Linked DNA regions of Mus musculus: all the other regions are linked to region 4. Evidence: chromatin loops called from intact Hi-C (ENCODE). Cell type or tissue: heart. All regions are shown on one strand. Region 1 holds the start of B4galt2 (UDP-Gal:betaGlcNAc beta 1,4- galactosyltransferase, polypeptide 2). Region 2 overlaps Gm34746 (predicted gene, 34746). Region 3 has its middle 6.1 kb from the start of Slc6a9. Region 4 overlaps St3gal3 (ST3 beta-galactoside alpha-2,3-sialyltransferase 3).

Region 1 (5,000 bases), 200 kb after region 4:
CAGTTTCTTACCCTTCACCAGGGGAATCTATATAACCGGCTCATCCATTATTGGGGGTGGGGTGAAAGCCCCCAGAATCAAAACCAAGAACTTGGTTAGGTAAGTGTAAAGGCTTCTGCATGTCAAAACTAGCTGCGATGGGGGTCGGGTGACATGCTGGCTTGTGACCCGTCTCATCGTAGCGTGTATGTGAGTCAGGGAAAGTTGGCTGGGGATTTTCTGCAGAAATGGCTGATTTCCTTCTTAAAGAGTTTCCCTCCCCCTCCCCCACCATTTACCATCACTGTTGCCAGTATTATCTTCTGTGAAGCGGTGGCCATCTATGGCATCATCATGGCAATTGTCATCAGCAACATGGCTGAGGTAAGGGAAAACCAGCGGGGACGGGTATCCATTGAAATGCCTATGCTTTCCCTAAAGATCGGAGGGAAGAAAAGGTAGGTGCATTAAGGAATGCCTTCTGAGGACTTATTCTGCCCCTCACAGCCTTTCAGTGCTACGGAGCCCAAGGCCATTGGCCATCGAAACTACCATGCAGGTAAGTGGGTAACATAGAGCTCACTCGGCATGGTGCTCTGGGCCTTTAACCCCAGTCCTGGGACGGGGGTAGCACCAAGTGAGTTAAGAGGCCAGCCAGCACTACATAATGACATAGTGAGACAGACACCCTACCACACATACACGCCTGGGCCTTACACACTTGCTTCTACCACACGTACACACCTGGGCCTTACACACTTACTCCTGCTTCCTGGCTCCATAGCTGAGAGTCTCAGCTCTGCAGAGTTGGGGTGGGACTGGCCCTGCTAGCCCACACTGGACCATTCCTCTCCTGCTTGCCTCCACCTCACGAGCTACTTCTTATCCTCCAGGTTACTCCATGTTTGGGGCTGGCCTCACAGTCGGTCTGTCCAACCTGTTCTGTGGAGTCTGCGTGGGCATCGTGGGCAGTGGGGCCGCCCTGGCGGATGCACAGAACCCCAGCCTCTTTGTAAAAATTCTCATCGTGGAGATCTTTGGCAGTGCCATTGGCCTCTTTGGGGTCATTGTTGCAATCCTTCAGGTGCGAGTCCCCCTAGAGAGGAACAGAAGTGCCTCCCTTTTTTCCCCTTCCCATCTCTTGGTCCCCCTTTGTCTCCTGCTCTAGATGCACGCATCTTTCCTAAGTCTCTCCATTAGCATCTCTTTCCTCGGCTGCCTCTGAAAATGTCTTTGTGGAGTTTCTGTCTCTCAGGGTCTGTGTTCTGTATGTATGACACACTTGTCAGTAGACTAGCATGTCTAAATTCATATTTTCCAGTGTGTGAGTTTGTGACTTGGGTGCTTGACTGGGCTGACTCTTGGCGACACTAACACTGTCCATGGGACTTGTCTTCTCTGTTGTACAGCTGAGCTCCTTTGTTACTGTCCATGTCTGTTTGTCTGTCATAGTGTGTCTGTCCGTCTGTCCACCCACTGGCCTGCTGGTTCTGGTCTTGTCACTGGTCACTGTCCCTGCCTGATTTGTCCTGTTTTTCCTTTGCAGACCTCCAGAGTGAAGATGGGTGACTAGATGACCTGTATGGGTGGGGCCGTGCCCTACTGTTATTTATTGCTGGTTTTCCTGGGACAGCTGGAGCTGTGTCCCTCAGCCTTTCTGGGGCTTGGTGTTCAGGGTCTCCCCTGCACTCACCTCTTGCTGCCTGTTGACTCTGGAGGCATTGCAGTCCAGACTGAACCCCAGTGTGGGGAGTGGGCTGCTGATGGTGACTGTGTACAGCTGTGCACCTGTGCCCCCCTCAACCCCCATCCAGCCCATCTTCCTAGTGTTTGTGAAATAAACTTGGTATTTGTCCCAGTCAGTGAGGCTTCTGTTGGCCCCTTGCGACACCTTTCACAAAGGAAGGGGAGGACCTGTTCACTCACTCCAACCTCCTGTAACTTTCTGTCTACACATCATCTCTGCTCTGGACCTTGCTGGCTCCTGGGTGGCAGATCAGGGTGCTAGGCTGGCTGTAATGCTGGCACCTCTTCATTGAAGAGTCTGGGCTCTGAGATCCTCCTAGCCCTATGTCTTTGGACCCCTGTGCACTAGACCCAAACTCACTACAGCTAATTCTCCTCTCTGTCGCTATACTCCTGAAACTCCCCGCACCTGGATTTTCCTGGAGAACAGTGTTTTACATTTGATAGTCCAGTATGAACACCTAACCCTTCCAGAAACCTCTTCTATGGTCTTAGTTCCTAGGGCCTTGTTCAGCTCCGCCTATTCCTATACAATTCTTGATTCCAACACCACCCTAAATCTTACCCAACCTGCTTTTACCTAATAAGTCCTTTTCAGTCAACACCTTTAGGGGTCTTACCCAGCAGGCAGCCCTGGTTGGCTGACCTTGACTCATGCTCCCAGGAAAGAGTTGGCAAGGCCCTAACCCTCTGAATTGCCCACTATCCAGACCCCGTCCCAAATACCTGAAGGGCCTTAGCCATCCGGCTCCTGGTCTCTTCCCATCCCTAAAGCAAGCTGATGGAGGAACCTGATGGATTCCTGCGTCCTTCCTGGGTCTCAGGCATCCGCAAACGCACCTCCCCGCTGGCTGGGCCGCGCAGGGCCAACGGCAGGGGCGGGCGGCGGAGCGGCGCGCGGCGCGTGCGGGCGCACTGGAGGCGGGGGCCGCGGGGGCGCGCGCGCGGGCGCGCCGGCCTGGCCTGCCCCTCCGAGGAGCCGTAGCGCGGGAGGGAGGCGGCAGCGCAGTGGTCCGTCGGTCCGCCGGTCCGTGGGTCTGCCGGGCCCCGCCCTGCCTCCCGGGGCGGCTCGGCTCCATGGCCCGCGGCGGCGGCGGGAGGTGGCCCCGGAGCCTCGGGGACCGCTGACCGGGCGGTGGGGCCGGGCCATGGGGGACAGAGCCGTCCACAGCTGCTGGAGCCGGGATCCCTACCCGAGCTGGAGCGGCGCCCCCTGCTGAGCCCCGAGCGCTGCGAGAGAGGAGGGCGCGCGCGGCCCCCCACCCAGGGCCCCGACATTCCAGACCCGGCCCGGCTAGGGGGCCGCCCGCGCGCCGTCACAGATCCCAGCCCAGGACCCGGTGAGCGAGGCACCGGCGCTGCCCCCGGCCTGGCTGCACCCCACCCTACCCCCATCCCGCTAGCCTCCTGGGCTCCGGCGTCCGCCCCCATCCGGCCTCCCTCATTGTCCTCGCTCGCCCCGGCCTTGTGTCTCGCAGAGGCGCTCGGCCCCGGCCCCACTTCCACATCCCCCACTGCATGCACCCCTCCCCAGGGCTCCACACCCACCTGTCCTACTGCCTCCCCCGTCCCGAGGTGCCACGTGTTCAGCCTCCCAGCCCCGCCCAGACGCACCCCTCAGTTTGGTGGCTAGCCTGACCCAGAGCCCCTGCCCTGGAGGGAGGGGTTGGGAATACTTGCACGTGGGTCTGGGTGTATGGCTACGCTTGTATAAGTCCGAGCCGCGGTTTGTTGATATATGTGGCTCCGTATGTTACTGTCACCCCAAGTGTGTCTAGCTCTATATGTAGGTCTCTGTGTGTCCCTTGAGTGTGGATGCCGACTGCTGGTACTAAAGCAGTCTATGTGATTTTGTGACTGTTTGAGATATTCTGCTCTCAGGAGCATGGCCAGAAGTATTTTTTGACCTTTTGGAACTACAGGGGAGACCTGGTTCGAGCAAGGGCACCCCCAGCCCCCACCACCTCTGCCAGTGTATGAACTTTACTCCTCTAGGGTCCAAGTGTACCCCATTTCAGGAATCAGAACTAGCTTTGCTAATCAGGCTCCAGAGCTAGCTAGCTAGCCTGAAATCTTAGGTGAGGGGCTCTCTATTGCTTGCCCCACGGGGTATGCTCTTGCCCCTTGTTCCAGTGGGAAGGACCTGTTTAAACATCTCTCCTTTTTGGGTGGAGGGCACTCTTGAGTGCTGAAGGCTCCTTCTCAGCCTGGTCCTAGTTGGCTAGGCCTGCTTGCTGTTGGGACCTGAGTGCTCAAACTGGCCATGGGTCTAAGTGACTTCCCTTCATGGCCCTCGGAAGGACTAAATGAAGTCATAGTATAAAGAATTCCTTACGTGATGGGCACTCAGTAAGTGATCCATTCTCTAAACCATGTGTCCTGTGTTGAGGATTCTGTCCTGTGATGTTGCTGGTCCCTGGGCCACAGGTGGAGCCTGTGGATAAAAGTGGTTTGGTGCCGAGGTACAGTCCTGGGTAATCAAATTCCCCTGTCTGTACTGTTGTGGGTATGCGTGCACGGAGTTGTACGGTGAGGGTTTATGTGTGTGGTTAGGTGGTTTGAGTGCTGGGGTGTGCCTAGGATAGCAGATACTGAGTTGCCAGCGCCTGTTGGTGTGTTTGCAGGTAGAACACAAACAAGCCCGTGAGTGTCAAGGTGTATGAAAGGTAAGTATGGATAAGGAGCTGGGAATGAGCAGCCAAGTCGGAAGCAGGTGGGGCTCATCACCTGTCCTAGTCTGACCTGTGGGATCTCTCTCTCCCTCTGTTCAGGCTGTCAGCCGGATGCTTGGGCCCATTGGGCGGGCCATTGGCCACTTGCGGGATGAGCAGACTGCTGGGGGGGACGCTGGAGCGGGTCTGCAAGGCTGTGCTCCTTCTCTGCCTGCTGCACTTCCTTGTGGCCGTCATCCTCTACTTTGACGTCTATGCCCAGCACCTGGCCTTTTTCAGCCGCTTCAGTACCCGAAGCCCAGCCCATGCCCTCTACCCTGCAGCCAGCAGCAGTACCAACTGCTCTCGGCCCAACGCCACTGCCGCTAGCTCCGGGCTGCCTGAAGTGCCCAGTGCCAGGCCTGGTCCCACAGCTCCAGTCATTCCGCCCTGTCCTGACGTGCCGCCTGGTCTTGGTGAGCCTGCAGAGAGGGGCCTACCTATTGTAGGGGTGGGAAGAGGACCTGACCCATGTGACTAGGGAAGTGGAGTGCTGAACCGTGGGACACCAAGGCTCCAGGTCTATTGAAAGAGGGCAATTCCTGGGGCTCTGTTGCCCACTCC
Region 2 (5,000 bases), 380 kb after region 4:
CTTCTCTAAATACAGGGCTAGAATGCTCGCTGTGGGCTCTGTTGTAAGGACTCCAGAATACATGCTCCAGTGCACACACTCCAGTAGACACACTCCAGTATACATACTCCAGTGCACACACTCCAGTAGACACACTCCAGTATACATACTCCAGTGCACACACTCCAGTAGACACACTCCAGTATACATACTCCAGTGCACACATTCCGGTAGACATACTCCAGTATACATGCTCCAATATACATGCTCTAGTATACATACTCCAGTGCACACACTCCAGTATACACACTCCAGTATACATACTCCAGTGCACACACTCCAGTAGACATACTCCAGTATACATACTCCAGTGCACACACTGCAGTAGACACACTCCAGTATACATACTCCAGTGCACACATTCCGGTAGACATACTCCAATATACACGCTCCAATATACATGCTCTAGTATACATACTCCAGTGCACACACTCCAGTAGACACACTCCAGTATACATACACCAGTGCACACACTCCAGTAGACATACTCCAGTATACATACTCCAGTGCACACACTCCAGTAGACACACTCCAGTATACATACACCAGTGCACACACTCCAGTAGACATACTCCAGTATACATACTCCAGTGCACACACTCCAGTAGACACACTCCAGTATACATACTCCAGTGCACACACTCCAGTAGACACACTCCAGTATACATACTCCAGTGCACACACTCCAGTAGACACACTCCAGTATACATACTCCAGTGCACACACTCCAGTAGACATACTCCAGTATACACGCTCCAATATACATGCTCTAGTATACATACTCCAGTGCACACACTCCAGCAGACACACTCCAGTATACATACTCCAGTGCACACACTCCAGTAGACACACTCCAGTATACATACTCCAGTGCACACACTGCAGTAGACACACTCCAGTATACATACTCCAGTGCACACACTCCAGTAGACACACTCCAGTATACATACTCCAGTGCACACACTCCAGTAGACACACTCCAGTATACATACTCCAGTGCACACACTCCAGTAGACACACTCCAGTATACATACTCCAGTGCACACACTCCAGTAGACATACTCCAGTATACTCAAATACAGAGGCCTTGTTAGGCCAAATTTAGTTTCAGTAGACTCTTTTTCACGTCTGCTCTACCTTTTAATTTGAGAGACTGACCATACCTTTGGCTATCAATATTCCTCTTGTGTTCCACTAGAATGTAATTTTTTGTTTGTTTGTTTCAATCTGCGATTCACAAATATTTTTCTTAGTGTGGAATTTATGGATCATGGTGCCAGGTCAGTTGAATAACTGCTAATCTAGTCAAAGATAGACCATTCAGTGCTCAATGGGTGGCTTGTTAATGACCTAAGAGCCTTGCCCCACAAGGGATCATAATGATGTATATCAAAAGACTAAAATACAAACTGAGGGACTGGAGAGATGGCTCGACCATTGAGAGCACTGACTGCTCTTCTGAAGGTCCTGAGTTTAAATCCCAGCAACCATGTGGTGGCTCTCAACCATCCGTAATGAGATCTGATCCCCTCTTCTGTGGTGTCTGAAGACAGTTACAGTGTACTTACATATAATAAATAAATTAATTAAAAAAAATACAAACTGAGATGTAGTTCAGAGACCAGATTGTTTGCCCACCACTAACAGAGCCATGGGTTTGATTCCCAGCACAGGGCTGGGTGTGTGTGGTGCTTAAAATCCCAGCACTAGGGGCTGGTGAGATGGCTCAGCAGGTAAGAGCACAGACTGCTCTTCCAAAGGTCCTGAGTTCAAATCTCAGCAACCACATGGTGGCTCACAACCATCCGTAATGAGATCTGACACCATCCAGTTGACCGGAGTGAGCAGAGGTCCTAAAATTCAATTCCCAACAACCACATGAAGTTCACAACCATCTGTACAGCTACAGTGTACTCACATACACAAAATAATAAAAAAAATAAATAAATCTTTTTTTTAAATCCCAGCACTAAGCAGGTGGGGACAGAAATATCAGAAAGTCATCCTTTTCTAAAATAAGAAGCTAGAGATTAGCCTGGGCTACATGAGGCCCTGCCTCAGAAAGAAAGAAAAAAGAAAAGAAAAGGAAGGAAGGAACTAGAGAGGCAAAGGCAGGTGGATCTCTGTGAGTTCAAGACCAGCCTGGTCTACATAGCAAGTTCCAGCACAGCCAGTGCTATTCAGACCCTATCTCAAGAGAACAAATAAATAGATAGATAAACAAACAAACAAACAAACAAAGAAGACAATCCAGCCTTGCCAATCCTGGGATGACTGCTGAGGGTGCCTTCGAGCAACCATGATCATACTTGCAAACCAGTAGCATTCTCTCAAGACGTTTACTTAACGTGTTCAGAGGCAGTGTCGGAAGAAATAGCAATGTAAATCCCTTTTACTTCAGCTTTCTCTGTGGATTACTGGGGGGAAATGACTTCAGTACCAAATTCAAGTGTTCAACTTGAATGGGATGATTCTAGAGGGCTTGCTGCCCCTTTGAGTGTTTCTGTTGAACATGAATGTCACTACCACCCCCACCCCCACCCCCACTTTCTGAGAGTAGATCCTTCCTATTTGAATTCCTGGGGAAGCTACTCAAAAGGCAAGAAGATTCAAACAGAAGAGAGTGAGCCACTAACCCAGAGGCAATATAGACTTTTGTAGCGGGAGTTAGGAACGATCGCCACCTCGTGATAGAAGTCGGAAATACAAGCAGTTTCTTTGTCTGAAAATCATAGCCTAGCCTCAACAAAACGTAGTGGAAATCTTTTTGTGGGCCCTACTGGCATGTATCAGGGGGCTGTATTAAGCAAAAGAGCTAGTTGGGTTTGCCATAATGCCATTACGTTAGCAATTATTTCATCCATCAAGGCACTGGGTCCTGAATGGACAATGCCTAGAAATGTAGTTTACCAGTTACAGGCATCGCTAGATATTTCTCTATTTGGTAATGGTTACATGATCCACTGGGGGTCTTGGGTAGCCTTTAAAAGCTGATATAGAGAAATAAGTTACCCTGATGTCTAGACTGCCAAAGGCCACTTTTCTTTTTCCCTCTCTCACCGAAGCACTGGCGCAGCTAGAATTGTTTCCGATTGTTTGTTGGAAAACCAACAGTTGCCCTAGTTTCCTGCTAAGGCACGAGCTTTATCTAAAACCACCCCACGGGTTCTGGACCCATGGATTTTTCTGTATGAAAAGGGAAAGATTAAGATAGCAAGAGATGGTTTTTAGGAAGGAGATGACTCTTACAATAGCAGACGTCTTGGCTCATGTCTTCTGCTATTTTCCCCATAATAGTAAAGGTCTTTGGGGAAACATCCCTGCCTAGGATGTGGGCTACAGAAAGCGGTCACGTTTATTTGGTCAAATTTGTCTCTAAGTCTCCAGCAGTTTGGGGAAATTGGAGGGGCAGTTTGAGTTGTGAGATATTGTAAGGCAGAGCTCCACAGCTCCAGACCTTGAAGTTTTGCTGCCGTGTTTGTGGGTTGGACTCAGAACCTCTTGACAGCTCCCAAGGATGCGGTTTTCAGAGGACTCAGTGTTTGAGCTGTAAACCATGAAATGTTTGATTGCCCTCCATTAGCAGATCACAAAAAGTGTTCTGTGGCTGGGAATGTTAGGAGAGTTAGAAAGAGTCTCCGTTAGGAGAGTTCTTAACCAGCATGCAAGAAACCCTGTGTCCCAGCACTGCATAAACTGGCCACGGGCTCACGGGAGTTGGAAGGGGTCGGATTACAAGTTCAAGGTCACCCTCGGAAATGCAGTTCAGAGAAAGTTTAGGCTACGTGAGACTTTGTCTCAAAAAGAAAAAAAAAAGCCTTCTCTACATGGAGAAAATAAATTTTAGCAATGCACATCAAATTTTGTTGTGTGAAGTCATTAGGTTTCAGGGAAGCAGAGAATATTCTACTATGAGGAGTTGTGATGGTTTGAATGAGAGATTCATTCAAACACCCTTGGCTTGGTACTTGAACACTTGGTCCCCGGTTAGGGGTGCTTTCTGGGGAGGTGCAGCCTTGCTGGAGGAAGTGTGTCACTTGGGGCTTTGAGAGAGTTTATCCTTGTGTGCTTGCAGGCCTCATGCTTCTGGTTGAAGACCTGATCTCGCTGCTTCCTGCACAGGCCACCGTGCCTACCTGCTGTTGGATTGCCCCAACACGAACTTTTACCCCTACAATACCATAAGTCCAAATAAACTCTTCCTTGGCCTTCAAGCTTGGCACAAATGCTTTTAATCCCCCCAACTCCCTGATGGAAGATCTTATTGTCTTTCCGGGATTACAGGTTATAACAATTTTAACAAGTTTAGAGCAGTCACCCCACTAATATCTTTCAAAATTTCATCATTTGGTATGTTCCACATGAAGCGGTGGGATGTGGAGCTTTTGACAGTGGAAGGTCTGGGGACCCAGGAAGGGCTGGCGCCCATCTGGACTCGCTCTAAGTAGACATCTTGAAGGTACTAAATTTCTTTTTCTAAGAGTGATGAGTTTTTGTTTGTTTGATTGATTGATCATTTCGTTGTCAATTTGACACAAACTGGGGTCATCTGGAAAGAGGAAGAGTCAATGGAGGAGTTGCTTTCCTGGGATGGACCTGGACGCTGGTCTGTGGAGTGTCTTCTTGATTAATGTGGGAGGGCTTAGGCCACCGCGGGCAGTGTCATGTCTAGGCAGATGGTTCTGGGTTTTGTAAAGAAGCGGGTTGAGCATGCCAGCCAGCAGCATTCCTTATGGCTCCGCTTCAGTGCATACTTCTGGGTTCCCGCTTGAGTTCTTGCCCCCACTTCCCACAGCGATCAACTCTGACTGGGATGTATAAGCCAAATAAACCCTTTCCTCCCCAAGTTGCTTTTGGTCCGTGTTTTATCAAAGCAATGGAAAGTGAGCTAAAACACCAAGTCACACATGTGCCTTGCACACTTGGTAGCCAAGGTCTGTCCCAGCCCACAGCAGTAGCAT
Region 3 (5,000 bases), 250 kb after region 4:
TCTTGGGTCATCTTATGTCACCCTCGCTCATGACAGCTTAAGTCAATCCAGGCAGGACCTCAGTGGCCACAAATGACATCAGGCAAACAGGAAGCATCAACCTTGGCCCTGTCCAGGTAGCCTTCCAAGTCTCCAGAGCAGTCAATGCCTAGATTCTTAAATGCCTTTAACAGAGCCTTACAATGCCAAGGAAGCCAGCATTCCCAGCACTGTGGAGGACTCAAAAGTCTGTACTCATGATGCTGAACAAGTATACGATGTCTAAACATTCTTGGCATCCAACTTGCAGAACACCATTGGCATAGGTCACCAGAGAAGAGGAGAGGTGGCTCTCTGTGACTGGTATAAGCCGAGGAGTAGCCATGATTGAAGTGAGCTGGAGGTAGCAGTGACAAAAGTGGAGATGTCCCCCACCCAACCCTCCATGCTCCCACCTAGGCCTGGAGAGGGGCCGCAGTTAGAATGGCTTTTCCTCAGGACCTGTAAAATTTAGCGAGCACTTAACCAAATATTTCTGAGTGTCCACCGTGTGCTGAGAATTATGTCACTCTCTGAGAACGTGGCTCCGAGAAAGAGGGGTCTCCCCCGTCCACACATGGGGTTCTCGATGTGTATCCTTGTTGGAGTGTTGGTGTATAGTCCAATACAAGGCCGTCTGGGGTCCATGTGTAGCCAAGAACATGGCAGTGATACTGAGCTCATGGGCATGCCATAGATACCGTGCTGTTATGTCACCAGGAGCGGTATCCACAAGTCAATGTGTGTCACCAGCAGGCTATGCTAAGGTGCTATGTTCATCAGACTGGCCATTCCAATGATCCTTCCCTCCACAGTGCTGTTCCAAGGAATGGGATGGAAGGTCCCTGGGATTCCCAAATATCGAGTCTCCCTGAGGAGGGCAGGGCTGGCTCCAGACCTGAGGCTGGTTACCCAGTGCTTCCCTATGGTGGGATAAATTCTTCCCACTGTTGCTGTTCCCAATGAACCCAGAGCCTCTATGGATGGGGAGGACAGGAAGAGGAATGGTTATGTGTGAAGCAGCCAACACCAAAATAGCTCTACCCTGGGGGAGGATCCTGTGACACCGCCCCCTGCTCCCAATCCAGCTGCTGACCTGGTGCCTGGGGAGCACTTCTTTCTGATCCCACTTTCCCAGCTTCTCTTGGACATGAATGATGGACCAAGCTTCCCCCCAAGTGATGACATCACAGGGAATGAGGTTGCTGGGAAGAGAGCCCTCGAGGGAGGGCTGGGGACAGGGTGGCCTGTTGCCTAGGTGGGTGGGGTTCCTTCTGCTGGCAAGCCTTTCTACAAGGCCAAGCAGCTGAGAAGGCAGGGCTGGATAAGGCATGTGGGGTACAGGGGGTGTGTGCCTTATCTGTCCCAGACACATGTCTGATAAGCCTCTTACCAGGGCCTGGCCCCGGGGAGCAGGTGTGGAGCCGGCTGGAAGAGGGGAAAGGCCAGCTGGGGCTGGCTCCGTACCAGGAAAGACAGCAGGGTCAGGAAGTTCTGGCGCAACCCAGGAAAGGGAAGGAAGGCTGTCTCTGTGAGCCGTGTGGATTGGTGCTCAGAGTCCTGCTTCCCAGCGTTGGCCTCCCCAGGTCCTCAACTACTGAGACTTGGAACCCATGTCTCTGGGATTCCTCTGTGCCAGGAGCAATGGCGGAAGCCCGACATTGTGTGGGATTAAAGGATTTGCCCAGTGGGGGAGTGGGAGAAGGGAGCCTCGTGTGTGGGAACTGTGCATGCTCCCTCCCAGTCAGGGTCTTCTCCTGGAGTACGCCCTGCATGCCCAGAATCACACAGGGGCCCTAGCTGGGTTTCCCAGACCCTTCCCAGCCTCGATACACCTGTACACCTCCCTAGTCTGCACATATCCCCACACGCCAGGAATCCCAGCCTTCCTGGGACATTTACTTCCAACAAATTCCACAGACACCTTGGAGCCCTGGTGCCCTCTGGCGACAAGAGCCACACATGGCAGTTACCGTGACTCCTCAGGTCACCCTGGGTCAGACAGTATTACCATACTATCATTTGCCTGGTTGTTTTGTTATCTTCACATCAAATTTGTAAAGTAAAAGTAATCTCCATTTTCTAGCGCTAAGGACATACAGGTTAAATAACTATACAAGTAATCAGTGGTAAAGATTGAACTTGAGCCCGGGCTGGCATGTGTCCAAAGTCTATGCTATCAGAGTATGTACAGACTGCTTAGAGTGTGTGTGAACATGGGCACCTGAGGCAGACCATGTTTAACATAGGGGCCATGCTGGTCTCTGAGGGTCATGAGTGAAGTTGAGGCTGTCTGTCTGTGACTATGAATCAGTAAGAATTGGTTTGGACACATTGAGGTTGGCTGTTGGCTGTTGGGACTTTTCTATGGCTTTTATGTGACTGTGTAGCTGTAACATACACATGGTTCAGCTTGTGACTTATGATGTGTGAGAGTAGCTACAGCAGTGAGTGTGTGAGAGAGGCAGACAGACAAAGGTAGAGACACAGACAGACAGACAGAGAACTATACAGAGTTATACAGAGCAACCCTGTCTCAAAACAAAACAAAACAAAACGAACAAACCAAAAACCAAAAGAGAACATTACTGTGTGACTGTATTATGGACATTCTGCAGCTAGTGGAGTTGTGGGAAGAGAGAAGGGCGGAGGGCCCTGCGTTCCCAGCACCACTAGGCTTTGAGTCCCAGGACTGTGTCACTCACCATGACATACATGATGGATGGCGCTTCACATGCCTGATACAGTCCCTGGGGGCCGAATTCTCCTCCTCTCCTCCCCCGACTTTTATTTTTTGAGGAAGTAAAGCAAATAGTACCACAGATGGAGTTGGTCTTCATTTTTTTCCATGAGATATTTATGAAAGCATTTTACATGCCTTGGAGTGATAGCTTTTTTTTTTTTTTTTTTTTTTTTTGAGTCCTTTAAAAAGAAAATGGGCCAGAGAACCAGCTGGGCAGGTGAAAGTGCTTGGTGCTTGCAGCACTAGCCTGACGAGGTGAATTCCGAACCTCTGTGGATGCCCAAAGCAGTAAATGAAGGTCTGTAATACCAGCATGCTTATGGGAGGCAGAGACAGGAGAATGAATCCACAGAAGCAGGCCAGCTACCCTGGAGCATGAAGTGCAATGATAAAAAGGAGATCCTGCCTGGAGCAAGGTGAAGGGGAGGACCAGTATCTAAGCTTATCCTCTCACCTGAGCATGCATGCGCGCGCGTGCACACACACACACACACACACACACACACACATTAAAGTAAATATGGAGCCAGGTGGTGGTGGTGCACTCCTTTAGCCCCAGCACTTGGGAGGCAGAGGCAGGCAGATTTCTGAGTTCGAGGCCAGCCTGATCTACAGAGTGATTTCCAGGACATCCAGGACTATACAGAGAAACCCTGTCTCAAAACAAAACAAAACAAAACAAAACGAACAAACCAAAAACCAAAACAAACAAAAAAGTAAATGTGGCTATTGTGTTCTTTTATTATCTAGGCTGAGGCTGCAGCTGACTATGTAAACCCAGGCTGGCCTCAAATTCACACTGCGCCTTCCTTCTCAGACTGGGATTGCAGTGCTGAGGTTGTCGTCTTATTGCAGGGGTCATAGGTATACACCGCCATGCCTGGGTTAGCTGTTGTCATTCTTTAACTTGAGCAATTCTGAGATGTTAACTGATCAAGTGCAAAGATCCTTTCAGGGCATCCACAGGCAAAAGCTATTTGCTAACAACAAATCATTAGCTGTCACTTTGACTTGCTGATATTTTCACTGAGGACACCAGAGTGACAATGAGTAGAAATCCTGGCATGTAAATAGGGGTCAAGGAACTTGGCAACTGACTAGGAACTATGCATTGGATTTTTTTTTTTCCCAAAAAAACAGGGACTGAGGGCTAGGTTTGTTTGGAGATGTCCTGATTTTTTATGTGTATGCATGTTTTACCTATGTGTGTGCATGGAGGTGACTACAGCAGTCGGAAGAGAGCATCAGATCCCTGGATCTGGGGTTATGAGTGGTTGGAAGCCACCATGCAGTGACTGGGAATCAAATCTGGGTCTTCTACAAGAGCAAAATATACTCTTAACCTCTGAGCCATCTCTCCAGCCCCAACTGACTTGCTTTGTGAGCCAAGGTCCTGGTCTTCTCTCAGCCTCCTAAGTGCTGGAAATACAGGTTGGAAGTGCTGAGATTACAGTTGTCCAGGTGCTGGGAGAACAGGTGTCCAAGTGCTGGGATTACAGGTGTCCAGGTGCTGGGATTACAGGTGTCCAGGTGCTGGGATTACAGGTGTCCAGGTGCTGGGATTACAGGTGTCCAGGTGCTGGGAGAACAGGTGTCCAGGTGCTGGGATTACAGGTTTCCAGGTGCTGGGAGAACAGGTGTCCAGGTGCTGGGAGAATAGGTGTCCAGTTCCTGAGAGAACAGGTGTATGCCTCCACACCCCACTTAATGATTGACTGTACTTAACACTTTAGCCCATGGCTTTATAATATTGTGTGTGGTAAAATGGGAAGTATAGTTTATTTACTAGAATATTGGGCTGCTGACCCACACAGAAAGCAGAGTGCCCACCTACCAAAGTGGGGAATCCCTGAGAAGGAGGCAGATCCGGAGGTGTGCTCAGGGCCTGGGATGGCTGGAAGCTCATGAGCTGGATTTCCCAACATGATGAGCTGTAATTCTCAGACTACAGTATTTGTCAGACCTTTTCTCTAAAATGAGCGAATGAGGGTGTTAGTCCAAGAAATAAAGCACTAGTGTTTGTTGCCAAAGATGAAATTAGACCTTCCACATAAAAATTAGAATTGGTAAAATTGTTTCCTTGAATTTAAAGCTTCTGAGGCCTGATGAGACCAGTGGTAGTGTTCTGAATGTGCATGTCTGCTGGGATTCTGATATTGTATAACGAGATGTATCAACATTTAATCATGTGAGAGGCTGAGGCAGGAGAATTTCTATGAGTTCTATTTCATCCTGAGTT
Region 4 (5,000 bases):
CGGGTTGGCTTTTGCCTTGCTCCAGCCTCCCCAGTGTCAGGGTTATAAGCATAAGACATCGTATCCAGCTTGGTGGTGACGGTGACGTACCGCTACAGAGAGACCAGTCAGGGCTGGGAAGGTGGCTCGGTTGGTGAAGTTCTTGCTTTTTGAGCACGAGGACCAGAGTTTAGTTCCCAAGAATTCATGTAAAAAGTACCAGGGTATCAGTGTGCACGCAGCAGCCCAGCCCTGGGAGTGGAAGCTGGAGCCCAGCTCCATTGCAGCCAGGATTACCTAACTGGCGAGCCTCAGGCTAATGAAAAACCCTGCTTCAAAGGCAGTGGCCAGGCTTTGTGTGAGGCTAAGACCTGGGGTTGTCCTCCAGATGCCTTTGCTCCACACGACGAGCTTCCACCTAGATGGGAATATGTCCACAGACAGACAGACAGACAGACAGACAGACATAATACAGAGAAGATCAAGGCCAGGCATGTATAGAAGTAATAGAATACTTGCCTGCATCCACGAAGTGGATCTTCCCAGGTTGGATTCCCAACACTTCAAAGTGAAAGAGAAAAAACAGAACACAAGGAAACATTCATTAGTTTCTTGAATGATGAATTTTTAACTTCATTATAAAGATGGGAAATGTGAAAGCACAATTCTTAAACGTCAGTATGACGGCTGGAGAGATGGCTCAGCGGGTAAGAGCACTGGCTGTTCTTCCAGAGGTCCTGAGTTCAGTTCCCAGCAACCACAACCATCTATAATGAATGGGATTTGATGCCCTCTTCTGGCACACAGGTGTACATTCAAATAGAGTATACACACACATCTTTAAAAAATTCATTATGAAAAAGACAACTTTATTTTTTATTATTCCTAAATTTTATTTGATTTTATAGAAGTGGCGGTTTTGCTTTTATGTAATCTGTGTGCTGTTAGATTCCTGGTGCCCCAGGGGACCAGAAGAGGCGTTGAATCTCCTGGAACTGGAGTTATAGGTGGTCGTAAGCTGCTGTGTGTGTGTGTGTGTGTGTGTGTGTGTGTGTATGTGTGTGTGTGTTTGTGTGTGTGTGAACCTGAGCCCTCTAGAAGAGCAGCTTGCGTTCTTAACCACTGGGCCATCTCTCCAACACCCACACCCCCATCTCTGGCCCAGTGAACTTGGTGAGAACCTCAGATCCAGAAGGCTTTGGTGGAAACCAGTATTTCTAGTCTAGTCGTCCCCAGTGAGTCCCCAGCAGTGGGCTGGCAAAAGGCCCAAATATAAGTTGAAAAATGTTTGAAGCCGCAGCATGATCTTGAAGGTAGCTGTCTACAGAGTCCCGTTAACACTGTTCTATTTTGGGTATAAATGTCTTCATTTATTCAGAAGAGGGTGGGAAATTGTACATATGTTCATGTTTATCTATACATAAGCCTAGATCACATCTAGATTTGCATACGTGTGTATAAAATAACTGTGAGCACGAAATCTAGAAATAATAACTTTGGTTGCCTTCCAGGAAGAAAGCTGGGAGATGTGAGACTGAATAAAGTAAGAGAGAGTGCTAGAGAGAGAGGGAGAGAGAGAGAGAGAGAGAGAGAATGTGTGTCTGTGAGACTGGAGAAGGTGAGAGAGAGTGCTGGGAAGAGAGACAGAGAGAGGGAGAGGGAGGGGGGGAGGGAGTCTGTGAGACTGAAGAAGGTGTGAGAGAGTGCTGGGGAGAGTCGGGCTGGAGGAAGAGAGGGTGCCAAAGAGCATGTGTGTGTCTGTGTGTGTATGCATCTATGTGTGTGTGTGTATGTGTGTATGTATATGCATGTGCCTCTGTTTGTGTTTGTGTATGTGTCTGTGTGTGTATATGTGTGTGTGTCTCTCTATGTGTTTCTGTGTGCATACATGCTCTCACCATGCTGTGTGACCCACTATTCCCACTCCCAAGAGTTCATCCACAGCGTTCCTGCAGAGTTACCCACTGCAGGATTTTCTGTGTGTTTGCTTGCACTGTCATTTTTCCTTTTCTCTTTTGTGTGTGGGTGTCTTGCCTGCACGTGTGTCTGTGTACCATGTGTGTGCCTGGTGCCCCAAGACCAGAAGAGGCTAGAAGATTCCCTGGGTCCTCAGTAAGAACAGTGAGTACTCTTAGAGGCTGAGCCATCTCTCTAACCTGACATTGTTTCTTTGTTTTTTAGTAGCAAGTGTTTGGCAGCTATTTAGGTGTTTATCAGCAGGGAACAAATTAATGAATTAGGTTCCCATTTAGTGAGTCTGAGGCTGGAGCTAGAGGGCCTCTATGTACTGGTAGGAAAAGGTTTCTAGAATGTATCTTCAGATGCAAGACAAAAGTGTCAGGAGTTTTGCATGGGTCTGGCAATGCTCTAAAGTGTTTGTCATCATTCAAAGTCAGTGCAACTTGTTATTCCATTCCTTTTATTATAAAATAGTTTTGAAACATTTTCCTCTGGGCTCTAACGTGTCATTATTATGAGCTTTCTTATTATGAGCAGTATTTGGCACAGAGGAGTGACAAAATCACATTTTTGAGTTATTAAATCTGTTCCACTTTGAGCCAATCAGAGTGACCTCCTACTGATTAGTGTCTGGTGGCCAAGTGCCTTTATATGGTATTCAGCTCTGTACTGGAGCATCGCGGAGTAGCAGTCGGCCTGGGCCACAAGGGGGCAGCAGAACCCTTTGATTGCAATAGCACGGATGGCTTTTGGCCAAGTCCAGCTGCTGCTTGCTTACTGTCCTTCAACTCAGCTGTGTGCACCTAGGAGTCAGGGCACTGTGCGAGCCGACCTCAGAGGTGAGAGGGGTGAGAGGGGAAGGGGTGGGTTTCCGAGTCACCTTCCCTCCTCTCTTACAGGCTGTCCAGTGGATTACAGAGCAGTATGGGAGACATTAGGGGTGGTGCAGCAAGCTAGCACATACACAATCACTGAGGCTTCAGAGCCTCTTGCCTGACACTGAGTCCTGGCTCTGCAGCTTTGGGCTTATGTTCCTACGCTTCGAACCTAAGATTATCAGGGAGATAATCTAAGTAAACCTCTTAGCACTACACCGTGGTGAGCATTGGAAATAGCTGATTACAGGCTCAGTGAGGAAGGACACTCGCCACAAGCCTGCCATCCTGTGCACGATCCCTGAAACACACTTAGTGGAAGCAAGAACCGGCTCCAGCAAGTTGTCCTCTGATCGCCACATGCATTTTTACCCACACATACATAAACACACACAATATATACATTAATGTCAAAACATTTTAAAATAGATGTTCATAATTAAAATAATATTAGTTGGACTGGAGAGATGGCTCAGCGGTAAAGAGCACTGACTGCTCTTCTAGAGGGCCTGAGTTCAATTCCCAGCAACCACATGGTGGCTCACAACTATCTGTAATGAGATCCAATACCCTCTTCTGGTGTGTCTGAAGACAGCTACAGTGTGCTCATACTCGTAAAATAAATAAATTAATCTTAAAAAAATATCAGTTACCAGCAGAGATGGGTAATAGATTCTTAGTGGGTTATTTTTGTTTGTTTGTTTGGTTGGTTGGTTTTTATTGGATATACAGTCTCTCTATGTAGCCCTGGTTGTCCTAGAACTCCCTATGTAGATTAGGCTGCCCTCAGACTCACAGAGATCCACCTGCCTCTTCCTCTTGAGTGCTGAGATTAAAGGCATGTGCTATTGCTGGCTTCTTGACTTGTGACTCTTTCTTATGTATTTAGTAATTGTTTTTGTTTGGTCGCAAGCAAGGTAGAAATATTTATTTAGAACCATTTTAAAGCTGTTTTTTTTTCTCAGAGGGGCTTACAAAGTACTTATGGCCTTGTTTACCCTCTATAAAATAGTTTTTTTTAATTGTTTGTGTACATGTGCATGTATCTACTGTGTGAGTTCTAGATCTCTGCAGTCTCGGGTTTAAAGCTCTCATCCCAGTGTGTCTCCGCGTGTTTTTGACGGGAAGGTGTGGTGTCAGTGCTCAGGTGAGGCAGGTGGGCAAGGTGGTATTGTTGAGAGAGGCACACTCTGAGATAAATTTCAGGTGGGGTAAGCTCACCAGGGCGCGGCTGTGGGAGCAGCCCCCGGAAGGACAGGAAGGGAGGCAGAGAAATGCAAGGGACACTCACGTAAGAAGTCACGTATGGTTCGCTCTCAGTAACGACCTCACTGTGCCCGTGGAGATGGGGGTTGAGCCGGTCCTTTTAAATGGAGGGAGGGGAGTCTGCTTTTGTAGTTCCTTGGTCACCACTATCCGTTGGTCCAGGGCTGCCCCAGAGAGGGTACGAGACCTCAGAGCTGACAGTGCCCGTCAGTCCAGAGTGCTGACAGCTGGGGGATCATAGCAGCTGATGAGCAGATCTTGTTTCTCCTGGGGCATCTGAGTGGCATCCTGCAGAGTCCTGTAGCTCTGCCACGGTGTCCAAGTCACTTGAAAGGGGGATGCGCGACATGGTGTCTAATCCATTTGCATTTCTATGACAAAATACTTTATGTGGGGTTATAGTTTTCAGGGTTGGAGATGCAGCTCAGGTGGTCGAGAGTGCCCACCTAGCACGTATGAAAATCAGTGTTCAGTCCCCAGCACTAAATAAACCAGGTGCTGTGGTAAGGAAGCAGGAAGAACAGAAGTTCAAGATTGTCCCTGACTACTTAGTGAGAGATAGCTTGGAACTGGACTGATAAGCCAGGCTGGCCTTAGTTCACAGAGCTCTGCCTGCCTTGCCTCCTGAGTGCTGCGATCAAGGCAGTGCATCAACACTTCGGGCTCCCAGATTCGTATTATTGTAACATATTCTCTCTGGCAAGTATTAACCCTCGAGAAAATGGTACTTTTAAAACCCAATTGCCCTCCAGTACGCTCTGCCTCTTAAATTGCCCCACCACCCACTTCTCAGTGCCAGTGTGTTGGAAATGGGCTTGTAGGCCATGAACCTGCTGGGGACGGACTACTTCGCAGCTGTCACACATGGCTGGGATAAAGAGAGATGGCTTTGGATGGCGTGGAACACTCGTGTGCACACAC

Evidence for each region. A loop is a pair of places that touch in the nucleus more often than their neighbours do. Peaks named below come from ENCODE experiments on the same cell type or tissue, not always from the same donor. Only the 100,000 strongest peaks of a DNase experiment are listed, where the experiment ranks them.
Region 1: it touches region 4 in a loop (6-fold over the local background); 3 of 42 quality-filtered maps call a loop at or near these places.
Region 2: it touches region 4 in a loop (6-fold over the local background); 15 of 42 quality-filtered maps call a loop at or near these places.
Region 3: it touches region 4 in a loop (6-fold over the local background); 31 of 42 quality-filtered maps call a loop at or near these places.

The regions. Positions count from the first base shown.
Region 1 is chr4:117,881,167-117,886,166 of GRCm38, reverse strand. It overlaps B4galt2 (UDP-Gal:betaGlcNAc beta 1,4- galactosyltransferase, polypeptide 2), which reads left to right and starts at 2,691. Exons shown (of 8, transcript NM_017377.5): 1 at 2,691-3,065; 2 at 4,350-4,391; 3 at 4,497-4,852. The coding sequence starts at 4,549. It overlaps Atp6v0b (ATPase, H+ transporting, lysosomal V0 subunit B), which reads left to right. Exons shown (of 8, transcript NM_033617.3): 4 at 22-99; 5 at 294-363; 6 at 487-538; 7 at 873-1,063; 8 at 1,526-1,837. The coding sequence ends at 1,552. It overlaps Gm12841 (predicted gene 12841), which reads right to left and starts at 2,617. Exons shown (of 4, transcript NR_168719.1): 1 at 2,452-2,617; 2 at 279-414. In heart, a CTCF peak has its summit at 2,933 (motif pointing left); DNase peaks (open chromatin) are centred at 706, 1,746, 2,626 and 3,196; H3K4me3 peaks cover 2,385 bases; H3K27ac peaks cover 1,784 bases.
Region 2 is chr4:117,703,278-117,708,277 of GRCm38, reverse strand. It overlaps Gm34746 (predicted gene, 34746), which reads right to left. Exons shown (of 3, transcript NR_151608.1): 3 at 4,258-5,000. Among named protein-coding and RNA genes, the nearest start is that of Gm34746, 6.7 kb to the right of the region's middle. In heart, a CTCF peak has its summit at 2,745; no DNase peak of the experiment used is centred here.
Region 3 is chr4:117,826,664-117,831,663 of GRCm38, reverse strand. No RefSeq gene overlaps it. Among named protein-coding and RNA genes, the nearest start is that of Slc6a9, 6.1 kb to the left of the region's middle. In heart, a CTCF peak has its summit at 1,980 (motif pointing left); DNase peaks (open chromatin) are centred at 3, 663 and 1,253; H3K4me3 peaks cover 614 bases; H3K27ac peaks cover 1,880 bases; H3K27me3 peaks cover 90 bases.
Region 4 is chr4:118,081,447-118,086,446 of GRCm38, reverse strand. All of the region lies in intron 2 of St3gal3 (ST3 beta-galactoside alpha-2,3-sialyltransferase 3), which reads left to right. Among named protein-coding and RNA genes, the nearest start is that of St3gal3, 51 kb to the left of the region's middle. In heart, a CTCF peak has its summit at 2,634 (motif pointing right); a DNase peak (open chromatin) is centred at 2,656; H3K27ac peaks cover 1,935 bases.